Regions from separate parts of the Homo sapiens genome. Here region 2 is linked to region 1. The links are chromatin loops, found by intact Hi-C in ENCODE. Cell type or tissue: endothelial cell of umbilical vein. All regions are shown on one strand. Links, peaks and the distances in the headings refer to the core of each region. The heading gives the core; the rest is flanking DNA.

Region 1 (8,038 bases), core at 1,996-6,995:
GGGAGGTAGACTAAGCATGGAAAGTCTTGAATGGACTTTATCCTCTAGGTGATGAAAACTGCTGGACAGTTTTAAACAAAAGAGGAACAAGATTATTATGGCAGGAGTTTGGCAAATAGACTTAAAAAGTAAGGAGGGATTGGATAAGTACAGAGAAGAGGGATCTATTAGAAGCTAGGGACTAAGCACAGAAAAGACATTAGAAGGTAAAATCAGCCGGCCTCCCTGAGTCATGCCTGTAATCGCAGCACTTTGGGAGGCCACAGGTCACCTGAGGTCAGGAGCTCGAGACCAGCCTGACCAACATAGAGAAACCCCTTCTCTACTAAAAACACAAAATTAGCTGGGCGTGGTGGTGAATGCCTGTAATCCCAGCTACTCGGGAGGCTGAGGCAGGAGAATCGCTTGAACCCAGGAGGCGGAGGTTGCTGTGAGCCGAGATTGTGCCATTGCACTCCAGCCTGGGTAAAAAGAGCAAAACTCTGTCTCAAAAAAAAAAAAAAAAAAAAAAAAAAAAAAAAGGTAAAATCAACAGGAACGGGTGTTCAGTTCAATGTAGGAGGCATTACAGAAAGAAGAAAACAAACCTTAACAAAGGATTCCTTACACTGGCCTCATTGTGCTACTTCAGACAGTGATGAATTTATAACTGCCAAATTGAGACACACACAAAACCACCATATCTACATCAAATGTACTATGATTACACTTGGAGGTTTGAGCTTAATAAGAAAATACTGGCTGTCCATCCCATTACTGGGCGTATACCCAAAGGATTATAAATCATGCTGCTATAAAGACACATGCACACGTATGTTTATTGTGGCACTATTCACAATAGCAAAGACTTGGAACCAACCCAAATGTCCATCAATGATAGACTGGATTAAGAAAATGTGGCACATATACACCATGGAATACTATGCAGCCATAAAAAGGATGAGTTCATGTCCTTTGTAGGGACATGGATGAAGCTAGAAACCATCATTCTGAGCAAACTGTCACAAGGACAGAAAACCAAACACCGCATGTTCTCACTCATAGGTGGGAATTGAACAGTGAGAACACATGGACACAGGGTGGGGAACATCACACACCAGGGCCTGTTGTGCGGTGGGGGGAGGGGGGAGGGACAGCATTAGGAGATATACGTAATGTAAATGATGAGTTAACGGGTGCAGCACACCAACATGGCACATGTATATATACGTAACAAACCTGCACATTGTGCACATGTACCCTAGAACTTAAAGTATAATAATAATTTAAAAAAAAAGAAAAGAAAGTATTGGCTGTCATTAAAAAAACATATTATTTTTTTCAAAAACGAAAACCTTTGCGAACACATTCTAATTTATACCAAAGAACTAAAGTGCCAGGAAGACATAGGGACAATTCAAATTTGAGTTTGTGATGAGTGGCTATGATCAAATTTTGCATTATTCCTTAGATTTAATTTATCATCTCTGTAAGCAACAATCTTCAGGGCAAGGGAGAGCTTTTAGAGCCTTTGTTACAGTCAAATTTATCTAAAAGACAGAACTTTTCATCAAGGGAATTAAAGACAGCACGGCTTCTTCCATACACTTGGGTTAAGTTGGTTTTTTTTTTCTTTTCTTTCAAATATCAATAGCTTAAGACAGAAACAGCATATGGGAAACCCAGAAAACCATTTACACTCAGCAGATATGTCCAGCTGGACTTCACCCCAGCAGAGGTTAAACATTAACAGGTGCAAGGAGAGACTTTTGTGAAAATACTGTTTCATATGACTTCATCTCATAAACAGTTAATGTTCGTGGATATTTTATACCCCCTTAGGCAACAATTTCTTTTTCCTCCCCTGTTCACTTCAGCAGTCCTGTTTTCTCCACCCTGGCTTCCCTATTTCATCCCCCATCACATCCCAAGAAATGAATTCTCCTATCTTCCTCCTCTTTTGGCATGCCCCATTAAACTTGGAGCAGTCTTAGGTGATTTTGCTTCCTGCTTGAGAAAGGGATGTCATCATGGTGTATCTGAATCTGGAACTGGCAAATATATGCTCCATATAGACCCATCACTCCTTGTCGATGACATTGATAAGAAATTGTAGCACTTTTCTCCCCTGATTCTAGGTGTGCCTCCAAATTTTTCTCAATTCAGTATCCTAAGCAATCACTACCATTTGGTAGGAGCAGGTGCTTGGGGTGCAGGCTAATTGCCATCCCTATCTGAGATCCTGGTCATGTGCTTCCCTCTTCTGTAGGTGGAGTTCTACTTTTACAGCTCTTAGCATCAGTGTTTCAGGATATAATAGGTGGTGTGTGTGTGTGTGTGTGTGTGTGTGTGTGTTTAAAAAAAAAAAGTAACCCCCTTTTCTAAAACTCAACTACAACCTTCTTAACAAACCAGCTCAAAATATGCCAACCACCTACTTATACTAACTTTTTTTTCCTTCCTCTCCCATTTTGTCTCCAATTTCTTCCTCCCCACCACCCCATCTTTCCCTCAGTAATGGTGGTGGTCGTAGCTCCAAAAGGGAGACCATTCTAAGAACCTAATGAATCTGAGAATGTGAAGGTTTATAGGAACTTCCTAAATTAAAATGTGGGCATTGCTTCACCCCAGAATGTCCTTGTATCCTTTCTGAAAGACAGTGCAAGCAGAATGCATCTCACCTGTTCCATGCAGCTCCATTCATTTGGGGTCCTCTTCTGCTACCTGGGGAACCTGGCAAAGTGTACTTGTATTGTGTACATGGGGCCTCTGGGCTTGTCTCACAGGCCATGGTGGGAGGTAGAGGAAGTGGAAGGGAAAATATTCCTACCCAAGATCTGGCTACTGACCTCTTCTAGAGTCTGTTGTACCCAAGCTGTACAACAGAGTATGAGAGAAAGAGAAAGAAGTGAGGAAAGTGGTGGGAAAGGGAGGTGGTGGGCAGAGTAGAGAGGAGGCAAGGAAGGTTGGGGAGGAAGGAGAAGAGAAAAAGAGGAGGAGGGAAGGGGAAGAAGAAAAGGAAAGAACACAAGGTGTTGCATATGGATTTTCTCCTGTAATTTTCACAGCAAGCCTGGGAAATATACATAACCATTATTGCTGTTCCTTTTCTCTTCAGATGAGGAAACTGAAGCTTAGAAAGTTTAAGAAACTGGCTTAAGATCTCATAGGTAGTAATTCGTGATGCAAGAATTTCATCCCATGTAGTCTGAATCCAGAGCCTGCTATTCCTGCAAGGAGTAAAAGAAGAACATACAAACTAAAGATGGTAAAATGGGCTTTCTAAAGAAGTTTGAGCATCTTTGGAAATAGGGAAACAGAATTAATGCTGTGTTTTAAAAAAAGTAGACCAAAGCTACAGGGACTTTGGAGATCCTCTAGTCTAAGTGGATTATTTTCAGAAGATGAAACTGAGGCTAACAGAAGCTAGGGAGGACCCTCTCTCCTCCCAACTCCAAGTCCTGGCTTCATAAACAGGCCTTTAAAAAGCGAAGTTATTGCCGTCAAGAACTGCTTAGATTTAGTTGGGAGAAGAGAGCAGGAAGGGAGAAGGGTTGGAACTGGCTAATTGTCAGTTGTTACCCACACTGGGTTAATTTCAAGTCTAATGGTACCTGAAGTCAGTTCCTCCTCTCCCTCCTGGGTGGGGGTCAGACAGAGACTCACTTAGTGAATGCCCGGGGGTCCATTCAGTGATGGTGGTTGAGACAATGCTGGCTGGTGCAGATTGCTTGTTTTGGAACCAGCATTCCAGGGCAGGCATTCCACACAAGTGGCCACAGCATTCTGCATTCTTGGAAGGGACCACTACATCCCAGGAATGGATGGCTTTGTTATGTCTTATCTCCTAATCTGCAGTTGGAGATTTTCCTTCCTTTTGCAGGTGCTCTCATTTCCTTCATTATTTGTTTATTAGAAAATCTTGTGGCCTTCCAAAGTTATTCTTATGCTAAGGAAGGTCGAATGTGATAACATATTTGTGTTGGCCAAGAGTGAGGACATAGCAAACACTGAGAGTCACATAATCATGAGTATAACTGAAAGTGGTGCTTCACTATAAACAAAAGTTCCCTGCCCCCAACAGTGGGGGTCATTAAAGTTTCAAAAGTAGAGAGAGAAGGCAAGAGGTTGCTCCTTCGTCTGCTGGTGCTACAAATCTAGTTGCTTGAGCTCTGTGGAAGTTGTGGCTGGAACTATTTTTAAGATTTAATTCAGGGGCTACAGAGTTCAGAGAGCATTGCCAAAAGAATGCCTGAGAAGGCCTAAACTGGACCAAGGGTTCTGCGTGGGAAATAAGTTTTCCACACTTTTACATCCCGAAACCTAGGGAAAAACAAAGCAACACTGAGTGTGTGGGGCCAGAGATGAACCTCACCTTATCTTTGCTTCCAAAAAATAAAAGGATGACCAAGAGAAAAGCCAAAAAATCTTTTTAGCAAAGCATTATTCAGCTGACGTTCTCATTTCTCACACACCCTCTAAACATTAAGTAGACATCAGAAGTCCACATTTCAATGGAATTATGGGATCTTATTTTGCTAGAAACCGAGAATCTCAGTATGAACATCAATTCTTATCATTCCTTCACTGTGAAAAAAAAACACAAATTTAAAAGAAATTATTATCATATGAAAATGTTGCATTCCTGAAATTCTAATCCTTTATCTACTACCCCCAGTATATTAAGGGCAGTTAATATGAGTACTACTTTTTAATAACCTACCTTGCTGCCAAATGGACTTACAATATAGCAAAGGTCACATAAAATATGCAATATAGTAAACAAAAGGATGGTAAAGGAAAATAAGGAAAGGGGTATAAGTTGTAAATGGGAAGTGGCCAGTTCACAAAATATATACCATGAAGTCCTACACATCTGCTAAATGTCGACCAAACTTTGTTTTAAAGCTTTATAGCAGCCAACAAGGACAGGAAAATATAATCAGGTACACAGCCCACAGTGTCCACTGGGTGAGAGCAAACCAAATGCTCAGGAGAGACATGGTTGTTTGCAATGCTAAGACCACAAAAAACATCTCCCAGGAGACCTGAAAAAGGTAAACCCAAGGCTGGGTGCAGTGGCTCACACCAGTAATCCCAGCACTTTGGGAGGCCAAGGCAGGTGGATCACTTGAGGCCAGAAGTTAGAGACCAGCCTGGCCAATGTGGCGAAACCCCATCTCTACTAGAAATACAAAAAAAACTTAGCCAGGCGTGGTGGTGCATGTCGGTAATCCCAGCTACTCGGGAGGCTAAGACAGAATCATTTGAACCCGGGAGGTGGAGGTTTCAGTGAGCCGAGATTGTGCCACTGCACTCCAGCCTGGTGACAGAGCAAGACTCTGTCCCACCCCACCTCCACCCCCCCACCCCTGCCAAAAAAAAGGTAAAACCTGTGTAGTGTATCAAGCAATGTCCAGGTCTCATTCATTCATTTGACAATTCCTCACTGACCTCCTACTAAGTGCCAGGCACTATGTAAAGAATGGAGGGAGATACAACAAGATACAAGAGCCGGAGATACAAAGGTGTCCAAACACCTAAGAAAGGTGCTCCAAACACAGACTGGTCCCTGCCTTCATGGAGCTTAACATTTAGTGAAAGGGAAAGACATTAGTCAAATAATCACAGAAGTAAATGTACAATACAACTGTGGCAAGAGCATCAAGGAAAGGGAGGCAGTGCTATGAGAACATCTAATAAGGAGGATCTGACTTAACATCCTTACAGTAAACTTAGCGCTTGGTTTCAGAGGACTGTTACAGTCACCAGTGTCTCACCTCCCTTATTACTTTGAGAGGAAACACACAGAAATTTTATATCATGCAAGCATCAAATTAAGTAATGTCTGTGAAAGGCTTTGAAAATTATAAAGAATGATGTAACTATAAAGTACGTGAACCAAGAAAAGAAGTCTCAAATATCATGAGTTAGAAAAAAAAATTCCTATACCAAATGAAGAAAGAATCTGAATAAGTAAAATAAGTTGCATAATTCTGATTAAGTAAAATTAACTATAGTAATTGAATTATTATACATTGGTAATTCTGTGTAAATAGAATAATTGTATAAATGTTACCTAAGCAGTGTAAAGCAACCATAATTCAGCTTTTCAATCACCTTAAACACCCATTTAAAAAGTATTCCAGGAGGGTCTCTTGAGCCCAAGAGTTCAAGGCTACAGTCAGCTATGAGCTATGATCATGCCACCGCACTCTACCCTAGGCAACAGAGCAAGACCCTGTCTCTTCAACAAAAGAAAAAGTATACAAATAATACTTGCTACAAAAATGTGGTTACAAAATAGGCTTCTAATTTGTTTAATTGTAAACTGTTGCATCAACCTCATATGATATGTCTCTTTTGTCAACTAATGAATCCTAGGTAATCAAAAATGGTTCATACAAAAAGAACTCCAGTTTATATGGTTTTATCAGAAACATTATTGGAACAAAATAATGACTTTTTCTTCCATACCATCTTCCACTTACCAGCAATAACCTGCTGTTTCTAAAATTAAAAAGAAAATTAAAGTGCGAAAGGTGCCTTCAATTTGCATAGTACTTTCTCAGTTTCTAGATCTGTTCACAGAGACTACTTAGTTTATGTTCACAACCAGTCTATGAAATAGGCAAAGTAGAAAACAGGAGTTCAGGAAGGTTAAGTGGCGAGGTCAAATAGCTGGAAAGTAGCAAAGCCAAGAAGAATATGGCCACCAGGTCTTTCAGATAAGGTCTTTCCACTGTACCACTCTGTAAGTTACCCACAAAACTCCCCAGAAAGGATATTATACATCAGAAAGGGGGCTCACCAATAACAGGAGTGAAAGGCAGGGGCTGAGACGGTCCCTCCTAAGTACACACTTCACCAAGGACTTAAGTACTTGGGTAAGAGTCCTTTCACTGAGAAGCGATTGGTGAGTTTAGTTTTTCCAGGTCATGTGTTTTCTGGAATGCATTATGCACCATCTTTTTAGCCCTGGGAGCTTCACCAACACCCCATCCCAGTTTTTCTCACACACCAGTGGGCAAGCACCAGTCAAACAATTCTAGGCACATCTTCCTGAAGATAGTGCATGCCTTCACTTGCGCACTAGATAAAACAGCCCCTCACCTCCTGGCATCATTCTGTCTTTTCCTTTTCAGTAAAACTCCTGGGGGATTCCTTCACAATGATCCAAATGTATGTGGAGTAGAAAGCAATTGTTGGTTACAAAAGGCCATATTTAGGGTATTTCCACTTGTATGTGCAAGGGGGAAAAAAATCAAAGAATGAAAACAAATGAAAAGAGAGAGTCTTAAGCACAATAAAACTGTCTGACAAGCATAAATAAACATCACTCTGTTAGATAAGCATTCTCTACCAGTTTTAAGGCTTTAGTGTATGTTCATTTTACTTGTAAGCAAAACTAAGAGAAGAACAAGTAAAAATTACAGAGAACCAAAAGTCTTGCGTTAAAAGCTAAATAGCCCCAGCCCCTTCCAGTTGCATCTTCTCCTTCCTCTAGATATGCAGTGAATTCAATAGACATTTCAAGTCAGAAGGTAGATGAGAGTGAAACTTCCAAACTAACAAAGCTGAGGGGCAGGTGATGCTTCACCTGCCCAGCAGAACCAATGCAGGGTGTTGCTTTCAGAGCACAACTCTGTGAATAGAAATTCTCGGAGCCATAAAATCAGAGCTGGTTTTTTTTAGAAGTGGTGAGAGGACAGGATGTAGAGGAAGGAGTTTTGGTTACGGTTTTAGTTCCACTGATATTACTCATCACCAGATATTTTTTGACAATGTGCAAGGCACTGAGCTAGATGCTGAAGAAAATCCTTAGAAATAAAAAAACATAGCATCTGCCCTTGCAGAGGAAAGAAGTCCTGCCCTTGAACATTTGTCCTGAAATCTCAGAAGGAAAGTCCAGAGATTCTCTTGAGGACTGACTGTTCTAAGACATGTACCTGCTGATCACAGATATCAATAATCACAGCCACATGGCACAATTCTCTCCTCCTTTTTTATTTTTCCTTTTCCTTCCTTCCTTCCTTCCTTTCTTTTTTCTTTCTTTCTT
Region 2 (8,038 bases), core at 1,248-6,247, 440 kb after region 1:
GACTGAAGTATTCCTGGGAATCCGAAATTGCTCTGTTACAGTTTTTTACTGTGGTAAAATATACAACATAAAATGTACTAGTCTAACCAATTCTAAATAAAATTTAGTGACACTTAAGTACATTCAAATTGTTTTGCAACCATCATTACCACCTGTCTCCAGAACTTTCTCATCTACCCCAGATGAAACTCTATCCATAAACACCAACTCCCATACCCTATCCCTCAGCCCTGGGAAACTATCATCCTACTTTCTGTTTCCGTGATTTTGGCTACCCCTAGGTACCTTCTATAAGTAGAATCATACAATATTTGTCTTTTTGTGACTGGCTTATTTCGCTTAGCATGAAATTTTCAAAGATCATCTATGTTGTAACTTGTCAGGATTGCCTTCCTTTTTAAGACTAAATTATATTCACGTGTGTGTGTGTGTGCACATGTATACACCACAGTTTGCTTATCCATCCATTGATGAACATGTGAGTTGTTTCCACCTGTTGGCTACGGTGCTCCATTAGAACTTTTATTTTTTTCCCATGACAACCATCTCAGATGTGTAACATAAGCAGATTCTGAATCATCTTGCTAGTGTCTTACAACTGAGCCCAGGTCTGGAATCGCCATGCCTGGCATCTGCTTCTGCCTTCCCTTGGCACGTGCTCCACATGTGACAATCTCAAGGTACTTCACATTTAAACACACTGGTGGAGGAATAAAGTCATCGCAAGGCTCATAGTAACATAGGCATGCAGTGCTCAAAAGAACTTTTTGCTACAACAGTCTGTATTCTGCTTATAGTGTGAGCTAACGTGTTGGGTGGCCCCACCTTTGTACATCACTATCGGCAAAGTACAATAGGAAATAACCAACAAAAAAATTTCTAGACCCAATTCTAATAAGCATTGGATAAAATATTCATTTGATGCAGATTTCAATGCACTTCAATGCTAATCACACCTTCTAGTGCAGAAGACACCTTCCCATCATTAACTGATGCCTCATTCAGATTGACATTGGAAAAACTGATTTCCAGCAAAACTTGGCTTTCATATGAAGCCTGAAATTTCTAAACTAGTAAACAAAGCCCTGAAGTTATTCATCTTTTTCTCATAACTTACTTGCGTGTACAGAAATTTTCTGAACTAGCATCATTGAAGTTAAATCCTTTAATTTAATACAAATTAAACTTAGGGTTCAGCCTCAGATTTGTGCTTCTAGTCTTAGCCAGTGATTTGGGATTTAGCAAAATGATATCATCCACTCTATTTGATGAATATTATTATTTTGAATAGTACTGGTTTTGTAAGCATAAGAAATGTATATCTAAACTTAATGTGCATATATAGTATAATAATAAAAAGGATGTTAGTCAATAGCAGAATGCACAAAGACAATGTTGTCCCTTTAAAAGACGTCCATGCATTTCTCAAGTTGGAGAGGCACTGGTCTCAAGCTCTATCCCTGGAATGCTTCCCCTCATGTAAGAAGCAGTGGGGCAGGTCAAACTAATTAAGTGTTCCTAAAAGCAGAGCTCACCAAATACCGTAGCTGCAGAATAACAACACCAAGAGTCAGCCAGCAGCTTAGAGTGGTGCACCAAGGGGAATGACCCCGGCAGACACCAAATTAAAAGCTCCTATTTCACGTCCTCTAAGTAGCTCTTTCCTTTCAAGCTGCGACCTCTACCGCAGCCATGGAGAATGACATCTTTTCCCTACTCCAGTGGGTAAGCACTCTGTCCTCCAGCTTCTGGGCCAAATTGCAACCAAACAATCTATCAGGCACTCCCATGGGATAGTCAGACATTTGCCCTTCGATCTATAACACAATTTGACCTTTTTTATGCGGAGGTAAACACCACGTGTCACCTCTGAAAACTCAGCCTTGGAATCAAGCACATCTGGAATCAGCCTATAAATGTAGTCCTGAGATTAATGTTGAACAAGAAGGAAGGCTAAGGGTATTCCGCTTCTGATTTCCACTTACTGACAATTCTCACTTAGCAGCAATGTTCGCCTTCCACATGCGGACACCTGAACACTACCCCCCTGTCAAGAACACCACGCTTACACTGGCTGAAAACAAGCTTCAGAACACCTTGGAATACAGTTTAGCTTCCTTTGAATCCCCAGCATGTGCTTTTGCATATCTCTGTCCTCCAAGGGCAGAATCAGAAGTGATGAAGCAAGAGTTCAAAAATGTTCAGCTGCATAGTATTCCCAACGAGGCTCACTCACACAGTTACCTGCACAGCATCCCCAAGGAGGCTCACTCACACGGTTACCTGCACAGCATCCCCAAGGAGGCTCACTCTCACCGTTACCTGCACAGCATCCCCAGCGAGGCTCACTCTCACGGTTACCTGGGGTACATTTTTAAACTCTGTTTTCACTGCTTATCATTATGACCACAAGTTCCAGTGTTTCAGGGTAGGAATTGGTACCATAAATTGAAATCTTAGAAACTCACAAATGCACAGAAAATGTTCAAAGTTGCCATCTTCTCCAGAAAGGTTATACTTCCAAGAAACCAAAAATAGAAAGAGAAGCATGAAAGTGTCTTGTCTTGAGCCTAATTGAAGTAAGTCTACATTTGGAGGAAAAGTAAGTAACGCCATATAAAATCCTCATTGCACAAAAATGATCTCCCTGTTAATATATGGAAATGAGCCTCGCAGATCCAGAGTTCAAAACACAGATTGTCGGCCTAGTGCAGTGGCTCACGCCTGTAATCCCAGCACTTTGGAAGGCCAAGGTGGGTGGATCTTTTGAGCCCAGGAGTTCGAGAACATGGTAAAACCCTGTCTCTACAGAAAATTTTAAAAATTAGTCAGATGTGGTGGTGCCTGTGCTCCCAGCTACTTGGGAGGCTGAGGTGGGAGGATTACTTGAGCCCAGGAGGTCAAGGCTGCAGTGAGCCATGATCACACCATTGCACTCCAGCCTGGGTCACAGAGTGAGACCCTGTCTCAAAAAAAAAAAAAACAAAAAACAAAAAACACACACACACACATCATCTCTAACCCTAGTTATACAACTAACATGTTGCTCAATGGCACTGACTACAGAAGATGCCCTGTTGAGAAGGAGGAAGACTACTTCCCAGTAAGATTGTTTCACATTAAATGTAACGTATTTCATGTCATATGTAAGCACAATTTGGGGGGGTTCCACATTTGCACAAACTGCATTATTTAAATAGTGCCTCTTAGCATCAGCTCATCAGCTCCTGCAGTGTGTGCCAGAATTTAGCAGCACAATGTGATTGTATCACAAACATCCTGGCCCTCCTCACTTTACCTCTGAAACCACTTTTGGTGACTGACCTGCTTTCTTGGAGGCCTTATCAGCCTCTTCTCCCCTTCCGATTGTAGATCTGATCTCCTGCCTGACATTCCTGTGTTTAGACTGTCTGGCCAACGGCACTTCCCTTCGCTGTTTAACAAATAGGTTTCCGCAGCCTGTGGAATTTTTTGTTTGTTTGTTTGTTTTCCACACAAGGCTGAGTGTACCACTTTCTGGGAAGTTTCTAGTTATTTCAGGGAATTCCTAGTTTTGTCAGGGAGTTAAGCTTCCCGTTTTTCTAGGTGAGTGTCCCAAAGTTAACATGTGAGATCAGCTGAATCACAAAAACAATTCTGGCCTTCAAGAAAATTTTGTTTGCCTTTATGTTTGATAAGAGTGAACAGGAAAGAAAATAAAATTCCTCCAAATCCATGCCATTTCTCATGTTCTTGCCCCAACTTCAATCCATCCAAAGTAATGCCAATTCATCACCATTAGGTGTTCCTAATGTACTCTTTTCACTAAAAAAGATTAGAACTTCACTCCTACTTTGGTACCTGTAACTAAGTATAACATAGTAATCCATCTTCCTATTGTAATGTTTTTCTATTTTATTCTTTTCCTTTGGGCTTTCCTCTTACACATAGAATTTAAACACACGAACACATATTCCCGTGCACCTCCGAAATCCAACTTCACTTTATCATCTTCTTCCAAGAAATGGAACACTGTATCCCATAAACAGGACGGGTAAGGGCATATCAGAGCCAACCTTTTCTTTGGCTGCCTTTCAAAAAGTTGTTTAAAACAAGATATGCTCTTGAACTGGAAAAAGGCATTACACAGGATAACCTTAGAAAGCAGCCACTTGCTTTGCCCAACTAATATCACCACACAACCCCATAACTTTGTGTGGAGTGTTGTCTTCAATTACAGGCCAGAAGCACACCAGCAAACGGCTAAATTAAGATGAAATTAATTTCAATGTGAGAAGACCATATTGAAATGTCATGCTGAATATGACTATGGGGAAACACTTGACAAGCGTCTGATCATTATGAAAAGAATAATGCAAAACTCTTAATTCTATAAGATGCATGATTCCAGCTATTGTCAGTTATCTCACCAACTGATTTCCAACAGCAGTATCTACCCTGGGCTTTGCTGGGTTTAATCAATGAATTTTCCAGAGTCACCCACACCATCCCTTCATTCCCCCAGAATAATGACCATATTTTGTGAAATAAATATGGTCATTTCTTTCACAAATTTCAATTTTGATGCAATTGAAACATGTTTTTGTTTCTAGGCAGGGCTAACTAGAACCTTAGCCACTAACACCGTAACACCAGATTTACCTAGCTAAACCAACCAAATCAGATGCCATCCCCTCAACAAGCAAATGCAACAGCCTTTATATTAACAACCTGTTGAAACAGACATGTAAGCAAGCCCAGATGCAAGTCAATAAGCAAAAATATAGACCAGGACTCAATAGAGTTGGTCCACAGATACATAATATCTAATAAAAAGTGACAGCACTTATTAGACAAAAAGAACACATACTTCATTTGCAGTTTACTCCTTCTGTGCTAAGAAAGCTTGTAAAGAATTTTGTGAGCTGAAGTATTTTAAGCTAACTGCAAGGCTGCCAAATGCAGTTTTTGCAGAATTCCTCTACTGAGAGTGTGGTGTCAATGTTACCGTGGAATCCAGAAGGATGGATTCTGTTAACTACTCCTCCAGGTACTCCCACCATCATCAGATGTTAAGATAATGATCAGCACATCTTGTCCTCCAAAGCTTGAGCTCCACCGAAACCAGCACGGAATTTCTATTTCAAGCATGTTCAAATAGAGTCACCAGAAGGGGTTCCCTCGTGGTGGGAAGTAACTGCGGTTTGAGTCTATAGTAAAACTTGACTTGGAAGCATCTCCTTGAGTAAAAGTGGCCCTTCCCGTTACTGTTGCTTCATGCCCTGTTACATCTTTCCTAATTCAGTCATCACCACGGACCCACCCTCCGACCAAAACAAAACCTAGATGGCCTAGGTTCCCATCTGCAATGTGGAGCAATGGTGATCCCTCCCAACTTTCAGGAAGAGCAAAGAGCAGCAGGCTGCCTGTTCCATGACAGCAATTATTTCAATAATAAAGATCCCTATTTTACTTTTACGTGCTTAATCCATGAAACTCAAAATGCACAATGTGCTTGGGATAAATAAATTCTTCCATCATCTTTCGGAGACATCGTATTATCAGTCCTTACAACTGTATGTTCGTATGGAAAAAAAGTGATTTACTTCACGACATAGAATGAATCCATGGGAAAAAAAATAATAATAACTTTAAATCCTTTTACCGTTCTCACCTGTCCTACTTTCAAAGTGTAGAGTTGAATTTAATGGGCAAGCATTTATTCCAATGTTAGCCTCTCCCTATGAGTTTTCTTTAAAAATACCTAACCTAATCAAGCTTTTATCACAATGAAAGAAATACTCAAAGCATGATTTATACACAGAATCAAACCCTAACTCTAAAACTAAAAATTTGTCAAGTAGCTGAAAATTAAATTAAGAATTTTTATTTTTTAAAAAAGACCTGCAAAATTGGTTACCCTAACCTCCCCCCATCCCCCGGCCCTTAGGAAATTCAGTGCCCAATGCTTCCCTATAAATAGTTGTCAATAAACACAACTGCTGCAAATGTATTCAGTAAATGTTAAGGTCAAAGGCCTTCACTGTTTATTGCCTTGTAAACTCAAAGACAAGTGAATTTATTGCTTGAATGAGTTTCAGGGTATTGGCCTTCATAAAAGTTCTGAATCCCAGGTACAAAATGCTCCATCAACTCACACCAAAGCTATTCTGCACAAAACTTAGAGACCGCCCACCACTGGATTCATAATTCAAACACGTCTTGGAAAGTGTATTGTTTGCCATGTTGCATAGATCCCCATGGATTAGTGCTGAATCGTGCCTGTCATTATTACAAGAACCGGCTTCAGCCAAACTATAAATTGTTGTTGCTTCTTAAATAATATCACATATTAGCCTACCAACGTAAACTCTCCAAAATACAATAGATGTCAAGAATGGAAGAGTTTCTAATTTTTTTCTAGCCTTCCCAGAAGGAAAATGTCCAAAAACTCCTTGATATAAAATTTGTCAAATTTAAAAGGAAAGGACAACTTTTATATCAGATCACATAAGAGTGTATGGGCTACTTCAGAAAATTAAATTTTCATATTATTCAAACACTAATTTTTTCAATGTTTCAACATGCCATTTGGCAGCTTTATATATCTGTGTAGCACCCTAGGAAAGCTTGCAAAAGGAGATCATAAGACAATTATTGGATATTGTTACCTTTAAAAATTCCTACAAAAGATTTAGGAAAGAAGTTCAAATTTGTAATTTAAAAATTGGTATATAATTATGTGCACATTTCATTGGTCTTTGTAAATATTTTCTTTACCATATAGATATTTTAAAGTTGAATTAATTTCTATGAATAAAGCCTAACTGTGGGCTCCAGGACTGTTGAGCTTTACCATCTTGATTGTGGACCAAAGCAATGTAATATACAAAGGCTACGGTAGTAATACCAGGAATGCCACATTTACCATGAAGTTCAAAATCAAATACCAAACTCAAACCACTGATGGTAAAAATAAAATTACCTAGACTTCTGATACTCTTTCTGTTGTGATAGCTATGGCTTCCAAGGAGTGTTGCTGAAATCCTCCCTTGTATAAGCCTGAATTAAAATGACATTAAATATCTTTCAACTGTCAAAATGTAGAGAATTTTTACATTTACACATATACTAATCACACTACAAAATGCAGGTTTGGGCTTACTGTTGGCTTAAGTCATTTTTTGACGTTACATGGGGAAAAGTTGAATTTTCCATCTAGTTTATCTCAGGTGAAGTACTAGATTATATCACTTCCATGCTTAACAAATTCCCTTCACCCTAACACATATTAAACTACTCTCCAATTTTCTATGAAGCATGGTCTTAATCAGGAATTCCTTCTCGTATATAAGATCATAATAACATAATTGGAAAATATTAAGGTACATTTTTCCTATTTCTAATCAAATGAGTTCAATGAAAATTAAATATATTAGATGACTTATAAAATATCCTATGCACAAAAGGAATGCATTCTTTAAGAAACATTTTGTAGGAATCTACTCTGCATTACTGAGATAATTAAGACAGGATCCCTGCTCTCAAGGAATTGAGAGACCAGCAGGGTGGGGAGTGTGGTGTGAAAACAAATGACCACAATGTCCTATGACAGCCACAGAGGGACTTCATATAACTGGCAGAGTTTAGAGGTGGCAAGGCAAAGCAGGAGGTGATAACTCTGCCTGTGCCTCCTTTTTCTTTTTTAATTACTAATACCTCATCACCCCATGAAATAGCCACATAATGAATTGACTGAAATCCAAATTATTTTCATGCAAAAAACCTTTCTGTTTACCTAGGACAAGATAGAAATAATAAATATTCATGGTGTTTACAAGTATGGAGTCTCTAAACAAGCTGAAGTGAATCATCTTTTAGAAGAATATAACTTCTGGAAGGTAGCATAAAAATTCTACTCCTTTTATTCTTTAAAATGATGTATACGTTGGGCATTTATTTTAGATATATGAAAACTATGTTCATGCTAAACCTGTACATGAATACTCATAGCAGCTTTATTCATAATAGCCCAAAACTGGAAACAACATAAATGTCT

Evidence for each region. A loop is a pair of places that touch in the nucleus more often than their neighbours do. Peaks named below come from ENCODE experiments on the same cell type or tissue, not always from the same donor. Only the 100,000 strongest peaks of a DNase experiment are listed, where the experiment ranks them.
Region 2: it touches region 1 in a loop (11-fold over the local background); 3 of 110 quality-filtered maps call a loop at or near these places.

Annotation. Positions count from the first base shown.
Region 1 is chr14:53,886,980-53,895,017 of GRCh38, forward strand. The region is part of intron 2 of LOC107984676 (a long non-coding RNA gene); the gene reads right to left. Among named protein-coding and RNA genes, the nearest start is that of LINC02331, 40 kb to the left of the region's middle. RefSeq lists an enhancer at 6,479-6,588. In endothelial cell of umbilical vein, for the core only: no CTCF peak of the experiment used is centred there; DNase peaks (open chromatin) are centred at 3,922 and 4,772; H3K27ac peaks cover 2,365 bases.
Region 2 is chr14:54,327,638-54,335,675 of GRCh38, forward strand. No RefSeq gene overlaps it. Among named protein-coding and RNA genes, the nearest start is that of CDKN3, 65 kb to the right of the region's middle. In endothelial cell of umbilical vein, for the core only: a CTCF peak has its summit at 1,671; DNase peaks (open chromatin) are centred at 1,654, 3,434 and 4,014; H3K27ac peaks cover 1,840 bases.